Regions from separate parts of the Homo sapiens genome. Here region 1 is linked to region 2. Evidence: read pairs that join two places in POLR2A ChIA-PET (ENCODE). Cell type or tissue: B cell. All regions are shown on one strand. Links, peaks and the distances in the headings refer to the core of each region. The heading gives the core; the rest is flanking DNA.

What was found. ChIA-PET counts read pairs that join two places held together with the same protein. Peaks named below come from ENCODE experiments on the same cell type or tissue, not always from the same donor. Only the 100,000 strongest peaks of a DNase experiment are listed, where the experiment ranks them.
Region 1: POLR2A ChIA-PET joins it to region 2 with 5 read pairs; 3 of 35 experiments call an interaction of 5 or more read pairs at or near these places.

Annotation. Positions count from the first base shown.
Region 1 is chr5:88,895,293-88,898,228 of GRCh38, reverse strand. The region is part of intron 1 of MEF2C-AS1 (MEF2C antisense RNA 1); the gene reads right to left. It also overlaps a transcript of MEF2C not described here. Among named protein-coding and RNA genes, the nearest start is that of MEF2C-AS1, 13 kb to the right of the region's middle. In B cell, for the core only: no CTCF peak of the experiment used is centred there; no DNase peak of the experiment used is centred there.
Region 2 is chr5:89,307,773-89,310,708 of GRCh38, reverse strand. The region is part of intron 7 of MEF2C-AS1 (MEF2C antisense RNA 1); the gene reads right to left. Among named protein-coding and RNA genes, the nearest start is that of LINC02161, 270 kb to the left of the region's middle. In B cell, for the core only: no CTCF peak of the experiment used is centred there; no DNase peak of the experiment used is centred there; H3K27ac peaks cover 757 bases.

The sequences.
Region 1 (2,936 bases), core at 233-2,732, 410 kb after region 2:
GGCATGTCTTTTTTTCTTGTTTACAATTTTGAATCAAGATTCATCTTACTATCTTGAAAGGTTCTCATGACTTTAAAAGTTCCACAAAATTTGTGAACATTAGTGGAGAGAACAGGAGTGAATAACAAACGGAGAGAAAAAAAAATTATGGCATTAGAGGGACCTGTGGATCTTATGCTTCCCCTCACCTTAAGAGAGTAGCATGCAAATAAGTGCTATGGAAGAACCACCTGAGGAGCCTGTTATAATGCAGATTCCTGAGATTGCAGCTAAGTGGGCCTGAGGTGGGGCCCATGAATCTGGATTTTAACATGCACCTGGGTGATTCTGAGGCACTTTGGTTCTTTGAGCTAGACTGTTAACATCCTCACAAGGAGCCCTCTTTTGTGAAGAGGATCAGTTCTCCTGCTCTACAGTAACAGGAAAACTAACATTTAGTGATCCCAAGTCCCAAAAGATGAAAGGGAGCATATGCACACAAGTATAGACTTTACCTTTTAAAATGTATTGTCTGCTATAATTAAACACTACTGTGTTGAGTAGTTCATTTATTTTAATTATCTTATGTAGACTGGAAAATAAGTGTCATCAAATACTAGTGAAAAGCCAGAAAAAAAATCATTCTTAAGTTTTTCTTAAGTTTAAGATGCTAAATAATACAGCTTGAAATGTGATAAAACGGCTTGAGCGAACTCTTCAGGACAGTCATTCAAACAATACAGACAGTGCTTATTATGGAACGTATGAGAGTGTAGAGCATACACATTCACCAAGTTTTAGAATGCTCAGTTAATCATCACTGACCTGTGGAGTTTAAGAGCTTATAGCCCACTGATAATGTGAGAGAAACCATAGGCTTTATTCTCCTGTGGGTGAGTTTATTTTGCGGCCGTAGGCTACACAGACTAGAATCTCACGGCTACGTAAGGATGAGATGAGACTGTGTGGATGCATGAACATAAATCCTTCACAAATACTATATAACCAACACAAGCACAGACCTTATTCATTGTAAGTTAATCATCATTGCAATCATAGAGTAATTACAGTGATTAATAACAAAAAATAATCATAGAAGTTATTCTATGACCATATTATCTATAACATGCATCATCAATTGTTTAGAAATAAGCTCCTTTAGTGAAGGTATTTTATTTTGAAGTGATTCTGATAAATCAAAAAAGAATAATACCCTATGGTTCTGAAACAGAAAATGTAATTTTCCAACGCAAAGGAAAAATCCTGTTAATAACCAGTTGTGCGTGTGTGTGTGTGTGTGTGTGTAGCTTTACTGAGTTCACAACTGATACTAAAGAATTTACAACTTGAAAATGAAAAGAGGAAGCAGAAAAGATGAAGGAAGGAAGGAAAGAATGAATGAATGACAGATGGAAGGAAGAAAGGAAGTTAAATGGAATAGTTGGGAGGAAATCTGTTGGCTAGCTATTTAGCCTTTGCTAAAGGGGTCAAAAGGAATAAGAAAGTTGTAGAATGTTTCTTACTTTAGTAGTGTTCAAAATCTTTTACTTAGAATCTTATTTCTTCCTTTTGAATCTTGAGTGATGATTTTTAATATAAAATTGCATTCCATTTGATATGGATACTCTTTATTTAAAGATTTAAGACTACACTAAGTTGGGAAATATTTGTTTATGTACCCTGTCTTTGCACATAGGAAGATGCTTTATCTGTGATTTAATAGAGGAGATAGAAGGCAGAATGAAATTTGCCCTCTGTCCCTAAACCTCTCCCCAACCGTTTCAAATTCTCTCTTTCATCCAACAAGTGGTACATATTCTCTTCAAAGAGTTCTTAAACCCTGTTCAAGACATTTCTGGATAAATAATCACTAATTACACCTCTGGTGGCTTTGGTGGGGCAGAAGGGAGAGCACACAGGGTAAGTCTGAGTGACAACATAGTCACTATGGTACAAGGGACACGCAGTGGCTGCCTGCCTCATATTGCAAAGAGGGAATAGAAAAAGAGACCAGGGGAACAGGTAATGCAATGTACAATTTTTTAAGTATATAAATTTTCAAGGAGTATCTTAATATTTTGCTGATAGAGAGTTCATCTTCCAATCCCAACATTTTCAAAAACAAAATTGCTTCCTCAAGTAAGGGCCAGGTTTCCCATTTGCTTGCATCCAAGGCTTAGATCTGTGTGGACAAATGAAGTGGCTGCTGGTGGGAGGGACCTGAGACATACTGAAAGTGCTCCCTAAAACACCACCTGACCAACACAGCAGGGTATCTGTGGAAGCATGGATACTCCTTTGGATTATGAATTCTTTTCAGAAAACTTTTGAAGAGAGGTTCATTTAAAGTGATTGCACAATGATACCGTGTCATGGATTAGGCGGCTGTAGTGGCCGGCTCCTCTGATAGAACATAGTTGGAAAGAATTCCGCGGACATAAAGGGGCGGCTGAGGGATGAAAGGACTTTGTAGGTCGCATCAGTGGAAGGCCCAGAGGAGAAAGAAGCACTCGTGAAAGAGCTATTACTGATTGTAAAAATTGCTGCTGGGTGAGTGGAGCATGCCAAAGTGAAAGCAGGGCCTGCTGAAGGTGAGTATAGGGAAGAGAGTGATGTAAAGACAAACTTTCACAACATCACAACTGCGCATATGCTACACAGATAAGAGCCCTGTTTTAAGAGGAGTTCACTGGGATCTAATAGGAAGCCACTAATTCAACATATTTATGCTCAGTTCCCTTAAATTTAAGATTATATAATGAATAAACAATTTAGAAGATGTCTGAGGTAACTAAAAAATAAAATCTTGGAGCATCATTCTGGGCAAATGGGTATGTCATTACTTTCATAAGTCTGATGAAATCCAATAAGAATACCCCAAAAAAGTTTATCTAAAGACAATATTATATAGAACACTGACAAGGATAATATAGTTAGCAGTCCAACATGTAAGACTT
Region 2 (2,936 bases), core at 277-2,776:
GAATATATATATTCCATCATATATGTATATCACATGGAATATATATATTCCATCATATATGTATATCACATGGAATATATATATTCCATCATATATGTATATCACATGGAATATATATATTCCATCATATATGTATATCACATGGAATATATATATTCCATCATATATGTATATCACATGGAATATATATATTCCATCATATATGTATATCACATGGAATATATATATTCCATCATATATGTATATCACATGGAATATATATATTCCATCATATATGTATATCACATGGAATATATATATATCACATGGAATATATATATATTCCATCATATATATGGAATTCCATCATAGCATTTGCAGCGACCTGGATGAAATTGGAGAATATTATTCTAAGTGAAGTAACTCAGGAATGGAAAACCAAACATTGTATATTCTCATTGATATGTGGGAGCTAAGTTGTGAGGACGCATAGGCATAAAAATGATACAATGGACTTTGGAGACTTGGAGAGAAGAGTGGGAGGGGAGTGAGGGATAAAAGACTAAAAATAGGGTGCTGTGTATACTGCTCAGGTGATGGGTGCATCAAAATCTCACAAATCACCACTAAAGAACTTACTCATGTAAGCAAACACCACCTGTACCCCAATAACCTATGGAAAAATAAAAATAAAAAATAAAGAAAATAAAGAAAAATAGACCAAGGCACATAAAATCAATGAGTGGATAAAGAAATTGTGATACACACACACACACACACACACACACACACACACATATATATATACACAAACACACACATATCACATGGATTATATATATATATATTCCATCATATATATATATAAATCACATGGAATATATATGTATTGCGATATATATATATATCACATGGAATATATATATATTCCACCATATATATGGAATTCCTATATATATATATATATATATATATATATATATATATATATAGGAATTGATGGAATACTACTCAGCCATAAAAAGGAATGAGTTAGAGAAAGAAACAATGCCAAGCCAATAATCAATATGACATCCATAGGAAAAACAGTGAGGAGACCTATTTGACAAGAGCATACAATGCCTTAAAAACTTAAGGTGAGAAAAGTGAGTTGAAAATGAAAATGATGAGCTAACTTGCATTTCACCTTATAAGGTAAAAGACCTTTTGAAGACGGTAATTGTGTAATTGGAGTTGCCATTTATGCAATTATGTCAGGTAGTGACTTGTAAGATGGATAAGCCAGAGGAAACATGAGAGATAGCAAAGCCCAATCCAGATTTTGGTGTGTGTGTGTGGTAAATCACAGTAAAGTGAGGAACCCACAGGTGCTAGAAGGGCAACAGAAAAAAAAAAAAAAGGAATAGGAGAGGATTTGTGAGTCACTGTTAATGAATTTCTAGGTTCTGTCATCTGATTAGATTTAAAACCTGGGTTAAGAACTGTGATCTCTTCAAGATGAATTTTCAAACTTTGATGAGTAGGAGAAGCATCCCAAGGAGAATTTATCAAAAAAAAAAAAAAAGATAAGCCTAACATTAAGCATCAGGCAGTTTAACATGTATGAGTCTGTTGAGAGATCCTTTCAAGCCCCCACAGCATATTCACAAAAGTAGATTTGCTGCTTGAAATCATGAAAGCAGATGCTTTTCTTTGACCAGGACCATTACTAAAAATACCCTCCAAATTTCTTTTGTTTTAGATGAAAGTGCTGCTTAGGTAAATGCGAGCTTTCAAATTTAAGGTGCTGCTATTGTTACTTAGATGTGTTCTTCTTACTTGAGAGTTATATTTCCTGTGGCTTGGGTGTTTTCTGATAATACTAGTACATTCTGAGGGCCCCTCGCACAAATTGGAGGGAACGTCTTCTAGCCAAGCCTGACAAGGCTCATGGCTTTCCAAATGAAGGTCAGAGAGAGTACAGCATTTTGTCATGCAACTCTCCCCAGAAGGTTCAATGGAGCCGACCACTGTGACCACTGCTGTCACTGCTCAGTGATTGACAGTTACATTGCTCAATTCTGTACTCTCATTCCATTTTGTTGTAGTGAAAAATGCAGGTGATTTTGTGTCCTACAGACTTGGACTCTAAGTCTGTTTTAGCCATTTTGGTTACAAACTCATTTAATATAATAATTTTTAATTTAGAAATCTAGGCTTCATCAATTCTACCAGAGATAGTGATTTAATTGTGCAAACTTGAATTGTTATTCATTGTTTTTATACTGTTAATTGACAAATAAAAGTTGTATGTTTGTGATGTAAAATATGATGTTTTTGAGATATATATATATATCTCAAATCAATCTATTTACCTTACATACTTTTTTTGTGTGTGTGGTGAGAACCATTAAAACCTTCTCTCTTAGCAATTTTTTAATATGCAATATGATATGTAAAATAAATCTCTTAAACTTATTTATCCTTTGTAACTGAAATTTTGTTTCCTTTGGCCAATATCTTCCCAATCTCCTATCCCCTACTCCCCAGCCTCTGGTAACCACTGTTTTACTCCCTATTTCTGTGAAATCTTATCATTTGCAACAACATGGATGAACTGGAGGACATTATGTTAAATGAAGTAAGCCAGGCACAAAAAGACAAATACTACATGATTCCATTTATACATGGAACACAAAACAGTTTAACTGAATTTTTGACAACTACTAAAATGGACATTCAGGCAGTTATATGAAGTCAGAAGTAGAACCACGTACTAATCTTCCTTCCCTGTTATCCACCTTAATTATTAATAACATTTTTCCAACATACCACTTTGGTAGTAGATTTGATGATTCCATTCATTTATTTAAAAATATAAATGGGTGCCTATTATGTTCCAAGCAATGTGGTAGGCTCTGAGGACTCACAAGTAATATACACACAGATTTATCCTCAAGTGGTTTATTGTCTAGGGA